Regions from separate parts of the Homo sapiens genome. Here region 1 is linked to region 2. The links are chromatin loops, found by intact Hi-C in ENCODE. Cell type or tissue: HepG2. All regions are shown on one strand. Links, peaks and the distances in the headings refer to the core of each region. The heading gives the core; the rest is flanking DNA.

Region 1 (9,192 bases), core at 3,866-6,365, 330 kb after region 2:
AACTTAGTCTGTCTTACAGTTTTGCCTACAGCTGGTCATAGTGAAAATATGTAGTGTGAAAGTGAATGTCATTGATGGACAAGTCTTCTTTAAGACATTTGACTTCGTTTTCTACTTTTGTCCACTCCAGATTTTTTGCCAAAACAATATGGATTTTTTTTCTTTGGCAGAAATAAACCCCAGCTCTCTAGCTACCTTGAGCAAAGAAGGGAAGTTATTGATCGAATATCAGTCAATTCACAGAATGATTTGGAAGCCTGGAAGACCAGAGTTGCACAGGAACCAGGGCAACCTTGGGTGATGAAGCAACAGAAACTGCTCATCCTTTTGATTGTGGGATCTCCAGTGGATTAAAAAAAAAAAGACGGCCGGGCGCAGTGGCTCATGCCTGTAATCCCAGCACTTTGGGAGGCTGAGGCTGGCGGATCACGAGGTCAGGAGATTGAGACCACGGTGAAACCCTGTCTCTACTAAAAATACAAAAAATTAGCCGGGCGCGGTGGCAGGCGCCTGTAGTCCCAGCTACTCGGGAGGCTGAGATAGGAGAACGGCATGGACCCAGGAGGCGGAGCTTGCAGTTAGCCGAGATCATGCCACTGCACTCCAGCCTGGGAGACAGAGTGAGACTCCGTCTAAACAACAACAACAACAACAACAACAACAACAACAACAACAACAACAAAGACACCCCCCCGCCATCCCATGCTTATTATATCATTCCTTTGAGATTCAAACTTCTGGGGAAGAGAGTTGATTAATTTTCCCCTTTGTTTCTCGATTATAGGTATGGGTAAAGATTATGTATGGGAGAAGGACCCTCCTTAGAATTTCTCTAGTTGCTGGGCAGGTTGATTTCCAGTCCTACCAAAAATACAAGGACAGGATGGTTTTCTAAAAAGAAACTATGTTGCTGTCATGAAATTGGAATGGAGGTTGAATACCTAAAATGGGAAATGTTTACTGTGTTCTGAATCATAAGACTTGACTTTCAAATCCCAAATTTAAGACAGTTAATGCTTTTTAGGGATGCAAGGAATGTTTATACTAGATTATGTCTGGTTAGATGGGGGCATCTATTGTTGAAATATAATATTCCCTCTTAACCCATATAGCTCCTCTCAAGCATTGAACTCAAGCACTGATTTTTGTGATTTTCGTATGTCTGTAGCAGAGGTCGGCAAACTTTTTCTGTAAAGTGCCAGGTAACTAAATATCTGTAGGTCATGTGGTCTCTATCAAAACTACTCAACTGTGCCATTTTAGTACTAAAGCAGACATATACCATATGTAATGAAATGAGTATGGCTTTGTTCCAGTAAAACTTTATATAAAAACCAGGCAGAGGGCCATAGTTTGCTGATCCCCTATCTTATAGCAACTCTGTCTAATAGAAGTTTCTGATATGATGGCCATCTTTTGTATCTGTATGGCCTAATAGTAGCCACTGGCCACATGTGGCTACTGAGGATTTAAAATATGGCTAGTGCGACTGAGGAAATTAATTTTCAATTTAATTTTAATAGTTTCTTAGTAAAAAACTATTGTGTCTGCTAGTTTAAATATTGTTCTTTTTACTAAACTTTTGGCAACATTACCAATAAAAAGCCTTATAAAGTGGAGTTATAGTGGAGCTAGGAAAGATATTTTTATTGATAGAGAATGAATTCTGGTATAAAAAGCATTAAGAATAAATGAGTGCTTATCTATGGGGAAATATTACCAGCTTTAGTCTCCAAAGAATTAATACTGAAATTTAACCTTTTTAAATACATGATTTTAGAAAGTGAATACCTAGGAAAATCCCAAGGATTTGATGACTTTGTAGCAAAAAACCGTTCAAATAAATAGCATAGGCGATAAGTAGTTCTCTTCCTCACTACATTTAGAATAATGCACAAATCATAAGTACACTCAATGAATGTTCACAAACTGAACACAGTGATGTAAGCAGCACTCATATCAAGAAATAAAGATTATCCCCATAACATGATTATGATCTAGAGAAAAATCACAAGGAATCTAAAAATAATTAAAACTAATAAGTAAATTAGTTAAGGTCATTGATTATAAATCATATATTAAAACCAGTTATATTTTCTGCATATCAACAACAAATAAGTAGAAAGTAGAAAATGAAGTTTTAGAAAGGTACCATATACAGTATTAAAAATTGTTAATATAAATATGTTATTAAATCTTTATAATAAAAATATAAGTTGAAATAAATCTTACAAAAGATACTCAAGACATCTTCACTGAAAACTGTAAAACAGTGAAATCAGAAAAGGCCTTAGTAAATGAGATGCAATATTCAAATATTGGAAGACTCAATGTTATAAAGCTATCAGTTCTTACTAAATCGATTTGTAGCTTCAGTGCAATACCAATTAAAATCCCAGCAGGATTTTGGGGAGGGTGGAAAGTAACAAGCTGATTCCAAAATTATATAAAAATGTAAAGACCAAGAATGGTCTAGGCAGCCTTAAAGGACAATAACAGAGCTGGGAGAATTATACTACTAGATATCAAGAATATTTTGTGGTATTATTGATAAAATTAAACCAGGCACGGTGGCTTGTGCCCGTAATCCCAGCTACTTAAGAGGTTGAACGGGAGGATCACGTGAGCCCAGGAGTTCGAGGGTGCAGTGAGCTATGATCATGCCACTGCACTGCACTCCAGCCTGAGTGACAGAGCAAGACCTGGTCTCTTAAAAAATAAAGAGAAAGTTAGTTATTAAGTCAGTCTGATATTGACATGGATAGAAAAATAGACCAATGAAAGAGAATAAAGTCCAGCAGTAGACCCATCTGTAAATAGTAACTTGATCTATGACAAAGGTGATATTGCAGTGCAGTGGGAAAGAGTTGATCGTTAAAATAGATGTGCTGTATCAATTGGATATCTATAAGGGAAAATAAATAACTCTTCACTTTGAACTCTTATCATGATAGAAAAATCAATTTCAAGTAAATTGTAGATTTAAATGGGAAAGGTAAAGCAATAAAACTTTAATAAAATGAATAGACTGTCTTCATTACCTTAGATTGGCAGAGATTTCATAAATAGGTTCCAAAAGGCAGTAGCCAAGAAGAAAAACATTTGATAAATGTAACTACGTTGAAATGACACAGTAAGGTGTGAAAAGGCAAACCATAGATTCATGTCCTGAATATGGAAAGAATTCCTACAAATCAAGAAGGAAAAGACACACAATTCATGTTCATAATTTCAAAGCCAGGCCAAATGTGGTGTCTCACTCCTGTAATCCCAGCACTTTGGGAGGCCAGGAGTTCGAGATCAGCCTGGCCAACATGGCGAAACCTTGTCTCTACCAAAAATACAAAAAGTAGCCGGGCATGGTGGCACATGTCTGTAATCCCAGCTACTCAGAAGGCTGAGGCAGAATCACTTGAGCCCGGAAAGTGGAGTTTGCAGTGAGCCAAGATCATCATAGGATCAGGGAGACTTTTGTGTCTGTCCTGTGTTTGAGCTATTTCATGTATCCCATATCTTCTCTTTCTTGCTTTATTTCTTTGTTTTTGGTGGAGCAGATTCTCTGGTTGCTTCTTGAGGAAAGATATATGGGTAGTGAAATTTTTGAGACCTTGCATATTTTCCTCCTCCCACTTTGTTTTTAGTGTATCTGACGGGTAGAATTCTAGGTTGGAAATCATTTTCTCAGAATTTTGAAGGCATTGTTCCATTGTCTTCTAGCTTCCAGTGTTACTGTTGCACACTCCAATGCCATTCTGATTCCTGATTCTTTGTAAATACTCTATTTGTTCTTCCCTCGAAGCTTTTATTTAGGAGCTTGTGTTTGTCTCTAGAATTTGAAATTATTTATTCTGATGTATCTTGGTTTGGTTTTCTTTAAGCCATTGTGCTTGATTTTTTAAAAATGTGTCTTTCCAATCCAGAAACATGCTTTCCAGTTCTGGAAGAATTTTTTGAGTGATATTGGACTTTGTTCATATCTGTGCATTAGGCACTTAAACACTTACTGGAAACTGTGTAACTGGGCAGGGTTTACTGACTGATGGATGGGTTTTGTTTTTTGGGGTGTTTTTGATACAGGGTCTCAGTCGCTCAGGGTGGAGCGCAGTGGCACTGTCACAGCTCACTGCAGCCTCTATCTCCTGGGCTCAAGTGATCCTCCTACCTTAGCCTCCTGAGTAGCTGGGACTGCTGGTACATGCTACCACATCTGGCTAATTTTTTTTTTCCTCTGTAGGGACAGGGTTTCACCATGTTGCCCAGGCTGGTCTCAAACTCCTGGGCTCAAGCCATCCGTCTACTTCAGCCCCCCAAAGTGCTGGGATTATAGGTGTGAGCCACCATACCCAGCCATGGATGGGTTTTGCAGTAGGATGATCTAGTTAAGTCATTTCTCTGAGGGACTTATAGAATCTCCCAGAGAGAGATTTTTATCATCTCATACCTGTGGAGTAAAAGCTTGGCTGCTAACTTTTTAGAATTGAGAACAAGAAAGGGCCTAAGGGTCTCTTTAGTGTAGACTTTCTACTTAACCTTCTCTGTTTTCTCAGCTGTGCCTTATGCATCTTAGTACAGAGTTCTCCTAGCTCACTATTTCCAGAGTGAAGTTGGCCTCCAGCATTTATGATGACAAGTCAACTGTTACTTTTATCCTTTTTTGTTCTCATGTGTACTTTCTCCAGCTGCTTTCAAGATTGTTTTCTTTATCTTTGGTTTTTCAGCAGTTTGACTATGATGTGCGTAGGTGTGGTTTTCTTTGTAGTTATCCTGCTTGGGAGATTGAGTGAACTTCAATCTGTAAATTAATGTCTTTGCCAAATTTTGGGATTTTTCTGGCTGTCATTTTTTCAAATATTTTTTTCTGCATATTTTTCTCATTTTATGACCCCAGTTACATGTATCTTAGACTGCTTCATGGTGTCCAACAGACACTATTTTTCAATATTTTTTTCTCTGTTCTTTAGTTTGAGTAATTTCTCTTGACCTATCTTCAGTACTCTTTTTCCATTCTTCTGTTAAGCCCATTCAGTAAGTTTTCTATTTTAGAGAGTGAAATTTTCAGTTGTAGAATTTACGTTCAGCTCTTTTTACGGTTTTTATTTGTCTGCTGAAATTTCCAATCTTGTCGTTTGAGCTACTTATATTAGCTGCTTTATGTTATTTATTTGCTGATTCCAAATCTGTGTTACTTCATGATTAGTATCTATTGATTGTCTTTCCTCTTGAGTATGGGTCACTTTTTCTTGTTTCTTCATATGATTACAAATTTTTATTGTATCCTCCACGCTGTGAATGACACATTACAGTGACTTTGGAGACTGTTTTTTGTTTGTTTTTCTTTGTTTTAGGAGGCAGTTAACTTGGCTAGACTGAAATTTAAGCTATGTCTCCCTGCAGAGGGCAGCACTGACATCCCTGCTAGTTGTTTTAGTCTTATCTAGGCTGCTTATCGTCTGCTCCGTTTTTGCATAGATCACTGACCAGCCAAAGAAGTAGGCAGAGTTAATATGCAGAATTTGGGACTCTCCCTTTGTGGATCTTTATTTTCCAGCGTATCCCTCCTTACTTTGCAGCCTCTTTGGAAGCTTGAAACTCTTGTTTTTCAAGCCAGTAAGACTAAAGATTTTGATCTGGGTTTCAACTGCTGTTTGTGCAGCTCTGATCTCCGGGACCTTCCCCTCAGCAAAAGCTGTAAAAACAGGAAACCTACCCAGATCTATTCCCTTCTTCTCCTCTTCTTTTTTTTTCTGTTTTTTTTTTTTGTTTGTTTTTTTTGAGACGGAGTCTTGCTCTGTTGCCCAGGCTGGCATATAGTGGTGCGATCTCTGCTCACTTTAACCTCTGTCTCCCAGATTCAAGCATTTCTCCTGCCTCAGACTCTCTAGTAGCTGGGATTACAGGCATGCGCCATGACGCCTGGCTGTTTTTTGTATTTTTAGTAGAGACGGGGTTTCACTATGTTGGCCAGGCTGGTTTTGAACTTGTGACCTCAAGAAGTCTGCCTGTCTAGGCCTCCCAAAGTGCTGGGATTACAGGCGCGAGCCACTGCACCCAGCCTCTGTTCCCTTCTTCTAAGTGTTGTCTTGTACTTAGATTCTGCCTACTTTTGGTTCAGGTAGTGGCTTTTTTAAATCCTTTTTTTCCAGGATTTATATATAGTTATCTGTAGAAAATAAGGTATTCTGTTTTTACTGGTGGTGGAATCTTATTCATCTACCTACCTACTTATATTTTTATTGTTTGTTTTAAAAGATAAAAATATTTCATGAATTTTTATTGATATTTCCTATTCAAACTCAGGATTATAAGGTTTTTTTCATATGCATCTTTATACTGTGAATTATGAAATTCGAAGATACGAAGCAGAGGATAGAATTGGATATCCCTTAATTATTTTACTTTATTCTGTATTTCACACACATAGCTGTCTCAAAATAACATTAGCACAGTGAACAAAGTGGGTACTGAAAACAATTATTTTGTGTATGCTTTCCATCCCCTAGTTTTAAAAATACTGTACTATTAACTTTGCATGCATTTAGTCATTAAATATTATATCCTCTCCCTTGTCATTATCATTTAATCTTGATCAACAATAAGTCATATTATTGCTTGCCTTCAGTTCTTAGACTGGTAAACTATTCATTTTGGTTGTCTTAAGCTTGTTCTGTAGTAGATTCTTTAGGAAGGGCTCATGGGAGCAGGGTTCCCTAATTGCTTGCATTTTTGGTAACCGTTTATCTATGCTTTCCATGTGTTTAAAATGGATTTTACTGAATATAAAACACTTTGCTTTTATTTTCTTTCCTTGAATAGCTTATGTCACTCCATTTTTGTCTGGCATAAAGTGTTTGCCTTTGATGTTCGCTTTCTGGGTTGTTATTCCTAGGTGTGCATGGTGCTCTGTCAGTAGTTTCAATTTTTTTAATTGAACATTTAAAAAACAACAACTGACAACAAGAGACTGACAACTGAAAATGTCAGAGACATTTTTTTTTCTTTTTTTTTTTGAGATGGAGTTTTGTTCTTGTTGCCCAGGCTGGAGTGCAATGGTGTGATCTTGGCTCGCTGCAACCTCTGCCTCCCAGATTCAAGTGATTCTCCTGCCTCAGCCTCCCAAGTATCTGGGAATTACAGGTGTGCACCATCACGCCTGGCTAATTTTGTATTTTTAGTAGAGACAGGGTTTCACCATGTTGGTCAGGCTGGTCTCGAACTCCTGACCTCAGGTGATCTGCCCGCCTCCGCCTCCCAAAGTGCTGGGATTACAGGCATGAGCCACTGTGCCCAGCCATCAGAGACATTTTCTTGAATTACAGTTTTTACTATTTTCTGGCTTTAGTAGTTTTTAGGGTCTTCTGTTATCTGTATATTGATCTTTGTTGCTTCATCATCAGCTGTAGCTTACTCTCAAATACTTTTCATCTCTTCATTTCTTTTGATTTCAAAAATGTCCCTGTTTTTTGCCTTCTGGTTATCTTAAAGCATTATCTACTGTATATATTTGCTCTTGGGTTCATTCAGATATACTTTTTATTTCTGAAACTTTTATTTTTAATGCTTTCTTGAGTTCTGTTACCTTATTTCCGAGTTTTTTGAAATCTGATTTATATAGTTGTTTCATGTCTTGAGTCCTTTTTGTAATATCTCTTAGTTCATTTTAAAATAGTAGGTTACAATTTTTACCTATTTTGTGGATGTGTGTTCCTGGTATGCTTTTATTATCTGGATGTTATTCTGTATCTTACTTTATTTTTTCTTATACCTTTATGACCTGCATAATTTTCTTTTGCCTACTTTCATGTGAAATTGGATTTCCTGAACACTTAAATGGTTGGTGTGGTTCAGGATGGCTTTTCTTACAGGGCTTTCTCTACTGCTGTTTTTAGGCACGCTTCAAAACTGTGGCATTTGCTTTCTGAGATTGCTAGGCTGTGTTCCCTCCCTTCTTTATCTGAATATTCTCTTTCCATTATTGTAATTGTACCTATATAGTACTCAATTTTCATTCCACACCCAGTAATTTGTACTCATTGTACCACCCTGTTATGTAAAGATCCGTTTCAAGGATTCGTGGAGGCTAGACTGCTCTCACTTTTTAAATGTAACCGTGGACTCCTCCCACTTAGTCACTAATTGAAAGTGCAAAACCCTTCTGTACTTAAGTTAACCTAGCTTCTGTACCTAACTTGTTGGCTGTTTTAGGTGTCTTTTGTTCTCGGTTATCAGACATCTGTTTCTTTCTGTTTCCTCCCATATTGATAATGATACCATACATTATCTATGGTTGTTGTTGACTTGTTTCCATCTGATGTTTTGAGGGGGATTCATGGAGATTCTTGTCACCTAGTTTTGTTGTAAATACAGTCTGTGGGTTTTTGGTTTACTATTTAGTTTTATACATTTTTTTGGTGGGTATTTACAGATGCTCAAACACTTTGCCACTGCCCTTATTGTCCCAGAATCTTTCTAATGTATTACTTCTTAATTGCTGCTGTTTCAAATTTGATAATCTTGCCATAATTAGATTATAACTTATTCCAAGTACTACTTGAATTGTAATTAGTTCAAGCGCTATCCTTTGTTGACAGCAGCTTTTACAGTATCCAGCATAGTACTGGGCATGTATGCAATGGCTCAGAGTTGTCACTTTGGAAATTAATCTAATTTCAATTATATAATTATAGTCTAACTGGCAACCTGTTAATAGTAGGATTAGCAGCCACTCCTGTTACAAGTGAGGTGAAACATGAGGATATCAATTGGCTTGCCTGTATGTAATGTTAATTCTTGCATCATCTTTGACATATATGCCATAATCTGTCAGCCACCTGGTCTAAGCATTTCTGGAAGACTATGATCTGATGTACTGATGGTACAAAAAAGTGCACAAGATAATAAGTATCATAGAAGCGTATTGGAAACAAAGCAGACATCATCCTACAGAATGTTAGCTCTTTCTTTGTTACAGTTCAAAAATATTGTCAAGGAAATGGAGAAATTCTTGAGCAAAGCAATTAATTAAAATGGTCGAGATGGTCAAAGATGTTTTTGAAGAGATAGAGTTAAAACAAATTTTAAAAAAAAGAAAAACAGGACAGTTTGTTAATACAGAGAAAGGCAAAGAGGTGTGTTTCAGACATGATGGAATTTGATAATTGTGAAGGGACCTGAAGAGCCCAAATAATACTTTCA
Region 2 (9,192 bases), core at 3,728-6,227:
TCCTTTCTGACTGTCCTGGCCAAGACCTCCATTGCAGTGTTGAGTAGAACCATTGATAATGGACATCCTTGTCTTATTCATGTTTATAAAGGGAATACTTCTAATATTTCACCATTAAGGATGACATCATAAGTTTTTGGCAGCTACCCTTTATCAAGTTAATGAAATTGTCTTCCATTTCACAGTCACTAAAAGTTTTGATTTTTAATCATGAGCGAATGTTGAATTTTATCAGAGGCCTTTTCTGTATCTGCTGAGGTCATTATATGATTTTTTATTTTAATCTGGTAATGTGGCAAATTACATTGATATACTTTCTATTGTTAAACCAAACTTGGGTTTATTTAGATCAATTTTTGTGACACATTTTGTTTTTTATACATTGTAGGCTTTGGGTGGTTGCTAACCTCAGTGCTCATTCAGCTCTGGACTTTTGCGAGCTTTTGGTCTCTGAGTATTTCTCTTTCTTGCTGGCTCAGGGGTATGTTTAATAAGATTTCTTTTTAAAACATATTAATCCAGCCATTTAGGGGTGGTTGATAGCAGCAAGGATTTTGGAGTATAAAGTTCACCTAATTTGCAGAACTAAAATTCCACTTTATTATACTTTTAGTTTAAAAGCTTCTGTTAATAATATATGCTTTCAATAATCACTTACCACCATGTCTGCCTCATCTTCTTTTTCTTCTTCTTGTCTCTCTGCATAACCATGCCACTCTCTACTGAAAAGACAAAAGAATAGTCTAGCGGGAAGAGCATCATACCAGGAGTCAAAAGCTACAAGTTCTAGTGCCAGCACCATCACTCCCTGAGATCTTGACCAAGCCGCTTTCTTTTGTTGTTGTTTTTAAATAAAATTTTTATATTTTTTGTAGAGACAGGGTTTCACCACATTGCCTAGGCTGGTCTTGAACTCCTGAGCTCAAGTGATCCGCCCACCTTGGCCTCCCAAAGTGCTGGGATTACAGGTGTGAGCCACCGTGCCCAGCCAACACTTTGTTTCTCTAAGTTTTACTCAGTCATCTGCTTGGTGGGAACACTCAGGATTGAAGTGAGATCACATATTTATAAATGTGAACATGTTGTTAGGGGAAAGGATGAGAAGCAATGATATACAGTACATTCTCTGTTTAGAAAATGTAACAGAAACAGGGAGTTTGGGGAAGGGAGAGATTTAAATCAGTCACATGGGATTTTTTTAGGGTGGTGGAACTATTTTGTCTGAGACTATAATGGTGGGTACATGACACCATGCATGTGTTATGTACAGCACAGAGTGGAATTTAACATGTTCAGAATTTTTAAAATGATATCAGGAGTGTGGGGATTCCAGGATGGAATGCAGAGTGACAAAATAATCTAACTGTATTACAAATGTATGCAATAACCTCACTGAAGGGGGCCAGAGAAAAGGTGTTGACCTGAGTAACTTTGGAAATGAGACCGTAAGACTAAAGGCAATGGGAACTGTACATAAGCACTATACTGCAGTTGATAAAGTTTCCTGTGGCAGTATGGGGTAATAATTCTGAAACCACTATACAGGTGTACTAGAATCGAACAATTATTAACTGGATGGTGATGATAGGAACCAGGTTTCTTACTGTTGGAGTAGAAGGCTATAGACAAGCAAGAAGGGAAGGCTGGAGTTATCTGTGTGGTAATAGATTAGAGTTGGAGCTAGTAGTATGAACTCTAGTTTAATATAGATACAGATGAATGCATATAGAAACACATTATATATAGATATATGTATATACTTGGTTTATTATGCACACCTATATTTCCTTGCTTTGTCCCTTGAGAGGACTGAGAAGCAAGGACAACCTAGTAGCAAGGAACACACCTGGTGCCCAGACCATTCTCTAATAAAAGGAACAAAGATTCTTTGTAGAAATGGCTGTTTCTAGGACTAGATCAAGGAATACACAAAATGAGTGCCAGAAAGTAAGCAAGTGCTAAAAACAAAAACACAGTGATGGAACTATGTCAAAAGGAATATAGGAGCCAACTGAAAGAGGATTTTTTTTTTTTTTTGAGACAGGGTCTCACTCTGTCACGCTGCGTGACTATACTCATACTGGAGTATACTCATACCGGACTATACTTATACTGGAGTATAGTCACCCAGGCTGGAGTACAGTGGCATGATCTCGGCTCACTGCAGCCTCCGCCTCCTGGGGTCAAGCAGTCTTCCCACCTCAGCCTCCCAAGTAGCTGGGGCCACAGGCACATGCTACTATGCCTGGCTAATTTTTTGTATTTTTGGTAGAGATGGGGTTTCGCCATGTTGTCCAGACTGGTCTTGAACTCCTGAGCTTAGGTGATCCTCCAGCTTCGGCCTCCCAAAGTGCTGGGATTATAATCCCAGGCATAAGCCACCATGCCTGGCTTGAAAGAGCTCTTAATGGCCAAAGCTCAAAATAATTTGAGCAGCAAAATAACTGTTAGTATTTAGTTATAACATGAAGTATAACATAAGTATCCCTGGTCTGTACTGATATAAATAAAGGATTGAATAAATAAATGAATGGGAGAGAAGAGACAAATCGTCCATGCAAAAGAATTCCAAATATTTTGTGTAGATATTCTGCCCTTAAGGAGGTAGAGCCTAAGTGCCCACTTTTTAAATGTGGGCTCTGCATAATGATTTCCTTCCAAAGAGTACACTATGTAAAAGGGGCATATACCTTAACAGTGGGGAGAAACCTGTTAAACCCCGACTAGTATACCTCAAAACTGTCAAGGTCTTCATAAACAAGGAAAATCTGAGATACTGTCAGAATAAATAGGAGCCTAAGAAGATATGATGACATGGCCGGGTGCGGTGGCTCACACCTGTAATCCCAGCACTTTGGGAGATTGACACGGGTGGATCATGAGGTCAGGAGATCGAGACCATCCTGGCTAACACAGTGACACCCCATCTCTACTAAAAATACAAAAAATTAGCCGGGCATGGTGGCGGGCACCTGTAGTCCCAGCTACTCGGGAGGCTAAGGCAGGAGAAAGGCGTGAACCCAGGAGGCGGAGCTTGCAGTGAGCCGAGATTGCGCCACTGCGCTCCAGCCTGGATGACAGAGTGAGACTCCATCTCAAAAAAAAAAGACATGATGACATGATCTCATGTAATAAGGGGTCCCGGAACAGAAAAAGGACATTAGATAAAAATTAAGGAAATTGAATAAAGTATGGACTTAAGTTTATAATAATGTATTACTATTGAGTTGTTAATTATAATAAATATACCATAATAATGTAAGATTTAATAGTGGGGGAAACTATATCACATATATGGAAACTCTCTGTACTATCTGTAACATTTTTATAAATCTGAAATTAAAAGTTTACTTTAAAAATGCAGCAGGAATATGGTAGACACCACTATATAGGGATAGCACAACTTAGTAATTAAGAAGATGAACTCACGTACCAGCCTGCCTGGGTTCAGATCTCAGCCTCACTGCTTAGTATCTGTGTAACCCTGGCTACCTTAAGTAACTAGAACTACTTAACTTCTCTGTGCTTCAATTTCTTTATCTGTTAGTGAAGATTCTTGGGAGGACTAAATGAATTTGTGTGTGTGTGCATGTGTATGACTTGGAGTAGTGCCTAGCACAAAGCAAACCTTATATAATTGTTTGAATCTATTTATTATTACTACTTTTGTTCTTTAGTTTTGGTGATTATGGCTAAATTTCACTGCATCTCTCTTCTTCAGCATACTGATTTTTAGCTTGGCACTCCAACAGAACAGTATCCATAATACTTTGTTTTCATGGGGAAAATCATCGAGATTATAAAGATTCAAGAGAAAGCAGGACCAGAACTTGAGAATCCCCAACCCAGTTTCATGCTTCATATATAGCACTGACTTAGTGAAAGCTACAAAGCCTGACAGGATCTACTTTTTATGGGCATAGACATGCCACACATAGAAATTCTAAGTTAATTTTATTTGGTTTTCAGTAGATTTCTTACTAAGATATCCACTTCCCTTGTTAAGCTGATGTTCTTTTTGGGAAAAGCACTGCCTGCAATGCAAACCCCTCAGATGTAGGGTTCAGCATCTAAAATTTAGATGACATTTGAAGCAAAAGTGGGATGTATTATGGAAACATGTATTTCCGGTCTTTTACCTCTCTGCTAAAATTCATGCCAACTCTTTAGAAAACTTCTGATGGATCAGCAGCTCAGATGGAATAGCGTACTAAGTAGAACATAGAATCTGGAGTCAGGAGCCTGCTTGGAGAGTGGGCTCTTGTGGCTATGTGACCAAGTGCTCGAGCCTCAGCTCCTGCATCTGTACAACAGTGATAACAGAAATGCTTTTCCCACCCTTGTCCCTCACTTACAGGATAGTTGAAGATCAGATGTGAAAATGAATGTGAGAGCTTTTGTAAGTTATAAAATCTGTACAAATAAGATCTGTTAGAGTGGTTCTCAGATTTTCAACCAGAGTAAAGGCTAATGGAGCTTTATAGCCATATTAAGTGTTGCAGCCATCTGGACACCTTTAATTATTAAGTAATAAGGTGAAATCGTTGAACTTAAAATGCTCTTGATGGAAAATTTTCTCACAGCACTTTAGTTTTTAGGATGTTTCTCTTTGGCATAATAAAGGAAGGCATTGTTTTAGTCTGGAATTGTCTGTTTGAGGTGGCAGTTTGAGGAAATGGTTCCCAAAGTCTTCACTGAAATTAGCTGGAGAATACAAAGGTGAATCCCTGTGATATGGGAAGCTACCTACCTCCTTTGGACACAGATCCTCTTGTCCTGGTGTAGAGATGACCAGCAGAGGGTGCACGAGCTTTCCTAGGAGCTGACTCCAGCTTCAGCAGCAAGGCTGGGCAGACCTGACTGGTACCATCTGTGTTTTCTGTCTGATGATTAACAAGTACTATAAATGAAACGATCCTGGCGCGTCAGAAACACAGTCATCAAATGGAAAGAGAGAGCAGCCATAATGTCAAACAACAGTGTAGCAAGTGCCTGCCATAGTTGATGAATAGGAGGTTTCTAGATAACTGGAATTCAGCATTCTAGCATGGGCTGTTGGTTTCCCACATTCTCCTGTTACCCTTTTCCTTTTCTAATAATTTCTTTCTACTTCCTGGTTCTTTGCTCCACCTTAATCAGCATCCATAATCATCTGCCTTACCCAGTCTGACAATTAGAGGTCTTTTAAGCAACTCTTCTCTGGACATTTACCCTTGGCTATTTGGGTCCAGAATCCAGCATTCTAGTGTTGCTGTCACCTACTGCCTATTATACCATCTTTTATTCCCTAGAGTGGATCCTCTACTCATGAGTATTATATAGAATTTGTATATTTAGTGATTTTAAAATATTTTTATATTTTCTAATTATAAAGGTAATTTGGGTTTACATAGAAAAAAGAATATTTTAGGCCAGGCGTGGTAGCTAATGCCTGTAATCCCAGCACTTTGGGAGGCCAAGGCGGGTGGATCACAAGGTCAGGAGTTCAAGACCAGCCTGGCCAACATGGTGAAACCCCACCTGTACTAAAAATACAAAAATTAGCCAGGCATGGTGACAGGGGCCTATAATCCCAGCTACTTGGGAGGCTGAGGCAGAGAATTGCTTGAACCCGGGTGGCAGAGGTTGCAGTGAGCCAAGATCGCGCCACTGCACTCCAGCCTGGGCAACAGAGTGAGACTCTGTCAAAAAAAAAAAAAAAAAAAAAAAGATTTCGAGATATATTAAGAAGAAAATGCAAGGAAGATCTGTGAGCCTTTCAATCAGTGACAACTGCTATAAATTCTACTAGACTTTCCCTATGCATATGCATGTTTCTTGGTATATAGACATTAATTTTTTAAGATGAGACCGTACTATAAATACTATCTTGTACCTGACTTTTTTTTTCTACCTAATAAATCATGGACATCTTTTCATACCATGTTAGTTCATTTTCATCCTGCTGATAAAGACATACCCCAGACTGGGTAATTTATAAAGAAAAAGAGGTTTAATGGACTCACAGTTTCATGTGGCTGGGGAGGCCTCACAATCATGGCAGAAGGCAAAAGGCACAGTTTACATGGCAGCAGGCAAGAGAGAGAATGTGAGCCAAGTGAAAGGGGTTTCCCCTTATAAAACCATCAGATCTCGTGAGACTTATTCACTACCACGAGAATAGTATGGGAGAAACCGCCCCCATGATTCATTTATCTCCCACCAGATGCCTCCCGCAACATGTGGGAATTATGAGAGCTACAATTCAAGATAAGATTTGGGTGGAGACACAGCCAAACCATATCACATACCAATAAATTTAGGGTTTTAGTAACCTTTTTTTTTTTTTTCAGAAACAGAGCCTCACTCTGTCACCTAGGCTGGAGTGCAGTGGTGCAATTATGGCTCACTGCAGTTTCAACCTCCCAGATTCCAGTCATCCTCCTGCCTCAGCCACCCAAGAAGCTGGGACCACAGGTACACACCACCATGCCCAGCTAATTTTTTAATTTTTTGTAGAGATGGGGGTCTCACTATGTTTCCCAGTCTGGTCTTTAACTCCTGGCCTCAAATGATCTGCCTGTCTTGGCCTCCCAAAGTCCTGGGATTACAGGTGTGAGCTACTGGGGCCAGCCTTTAGCAAGATGTTTTTTTTTTTTTTTGAGACGGAGTTTCGCTCTTGTTGCCCAGGCTGGAGTGCAGTGGTGCGATCTCAGCTCACCGCATCCTCCGCCTCCCGGGTTCAAGCAATTCTCCTGCCTCAGCCTCTCGAGTAGCTGGGATTACAGGCATGTACCACCACACCCAGCTAATTTCGTATTTTTAGTAGAAATGGGGTTTCTCCACGTTGGTCAGGCTGGTCTCAAACTCCCAGCCTCAGGTGATCCGCCCACCTTGGCCTCTCAAAGGGCTGGAATTACAGGGATGAGCCACTGTGCCTGGCTTTAGCAACATTTTTAAGCAGCTACATAATTTTCCTTTCTATGCATGTACAATAATTTAGTCAGTCTTCTAAAAATTAATATTTGTATTGTAGTTTTTCAGTGTAATATACAAATAATGCTATGACAAATCCTTAATATATTCTTCTGATTATATCCATAGGATATATTTTTAGAAACGAAATTTTCTTTCTAATTTTTTCTTTAAAATTTTCATATGTATTACCAAAGCCCCCTCAGGAAAGGTCTCTCAGTTCAGTGCCCCCTCAGTTTGCCAGAATGCCTGTTCCTGCACACCATTTATCACAGTGTTTTTACCTTCGCCAAAATGACAGAAGATTATTTTACTGTTTTCTGTGTGATGGGCTTTCCGCTATCCATATCACCCAGAAAATTAATCTAAGGCAGCGAGTCTCCAGCTTTTTGGTCTCAGGACCTCTAGACACTAAAAAATTATAAAGGCTCCAAAGAACATTTGTTTATGTGGCTTGTAGCTATGGATATTTACTACATTTGAAATGTAACCTAAGAAAAAATTAATTGTTTAAATATTTATTAAATCTTTTTTATCACAACACCTGTAAAAACTGCATTATTAAGTGATTTAAAAATAAGACTAATAAACCCATTGTATGTTATTATGGCATATTTTTATAAAAAATATTTTCCAAAAGAAAAATATTAGAAGAATGGCATTGTTTTACATTTTTTGCAAATCTCAATGTCTCACCTAAGAGATGACTGGATTCTTATATCTGTTTCTGCATTAAGTCTGTTGTGATATGTTGTTCTGGTTGATATATGTGAAGAAATCTGATCTCACACAGATATATTTTATAAGTGGTTAGAAAGGGGAGGAGTGCTTTGTCTCTTCAGATGAATATGGGTATTCTACTTTACTACTACACCAAATCCCAGTAAGTGGTAGTATCTTAAAGGTTAATTGCAATATTACAATTTGAAGCCTTGTCAGTGAATTTTTCATATTCTGCTACATTAAAATCCATTGGTCTGTCTTGTATTATACTTTGACTGGATCTTTAGCCCGTGCTTGATTTTGTATCATCTTATGTTGGTCATCTGGAAAATACTGGCTCATTGAGTTGTATAGGTCTTCCAAATGTTGACACATTTCATTTTATAGTGCCAAAAATATCTTGTTCTCATCTGAACAGTGTTTAAGAATTAGAAAGCTGTTAGGCTTATAGTGGTGAACACAGGTTTTCCAGAATTCTAATTTTTGCTTAAAAGCTTAAATTTTATCAAAGGCAACAAATGGTGTCAGTTGTTTTCTTGGCAGTCTTACTTCATTTATTTTTGAGAAAATACCAAAGTTAAAATGATGCTCTGTGAAAACAATTTTTATTGCTTCATCAAGGAAATGCTTACGTGAAACTGCCTTTTTTTTTTTTCTGTGAGTCCATAGTTGGTGAAGAAGACAGTGATCTTCTGTATAGTTTGATGCCACTGTTTTGATTTAGGCAAAGGTGCTAATGCTTTTATCCACATTGCCTGTGCACCATTGGTGCAAATGGCACTACAGTGTTTTTTTTTTTTAAGGCAAATAATATGTTGATATTATCATGAAAATAATTTTAGCCTTTTGAAGACTGCCTAAAGGGGGGTAGGGTTCCCCAGGAATTCGTGAACCATACTCTGAGAACTTCTAGTTTAAGATTCTCTTACCAGAGATTGATTTGGGAATAGTTTGTGACCAAATTCTGGCCAGTGAAATCTGAGAGCAAGTCTGGCTGGGAAGTTGTGGATAAGTTTCCTCCTCCCTAAAAAGAGACACAGAAAGAGATGGTCCTTTTCTTTTGCTGGATGTTGCCATGTCTGTGTGATGCTTGGGACTGCTGCAGCCATTTTGTAATTGACAGAGGGACTTAGCCTTAGGATGAAGGTGATGCTGCGGAGAGCAGGATGGAGAAATGGCAGGAACCTGGATCCTCGATGACATTGTAGAATAGCAGATGAAACCTTACCTGGAACTTGCCCAATCTTTGGGCTTTCAGTTATGACAGATATTATTTCCTTATCATTTAAGCCACTTTGAGTAGTGCCTTCTGTTATTTGCAGTCAAAAGAATCCTAAAGAGACATTTATTATTAGTGTGATGAACAGTTTCAAGTGTCTAGTGGCCATCTGCATTTCTTTAGTAAATGCTTATTCATAGCATTAGCACATTTCCTGCTGAGGTCATTTCTACTTATTATTTTCTAAGCATTCCTTATAAACTAACACATTGTAATATTTTGCAGGTTATTTCCAC

Evidence for each region. A loop is a pair of places that touch in the nucleus more often than their neighbours do. Peaks named below come from ENCODE experiments on the same cell type or tissue, not always from the same donor. Only the 100,000 strongest peaks of a DNase experiment are listed, where the experiment ranks them.
Region 1: it touches region 2 in a loop (3.0-fold over the local background); 8 of 110 quality-filtered maps call a loop at or near these places.

Annotation. Positions count from the first base shown.
Region 1 is chr2:171,083,206-171,092,397 of GRCh38, reverse strand. The region is part of intron 2 of TLK1 (tousled like kinase 1); the gene reads left to right. Among named protein-coding and RNA genes, the nearest start is that of TLK1, 73 kb to the left of the region's middle. In HepG2, for the core only: a CTCF peak has its summit at 5,393 (motif pointing right); a DNase peak (open chromatin) is centred at 5,397.
Region 2 is chr2:171,411,867-171,421,058 of GRCh38, reverse strand. All of the region lies in intron 1 of METTL8 (methyltransferase 8, tRNA N3-cytidine), which reads left to right. Among named protein-coding and RNA genes, the nearest start is that of METTL8, 18 kb to the left of the region's middle. RefSeq lists enhancers at 4,843-4,892, 4,903-5,012. In HepG2, for the core only: a CTCF peak has its summit at 4,797 (motif pointing right); a DNase peak (open chromatin) is centred at 4,808.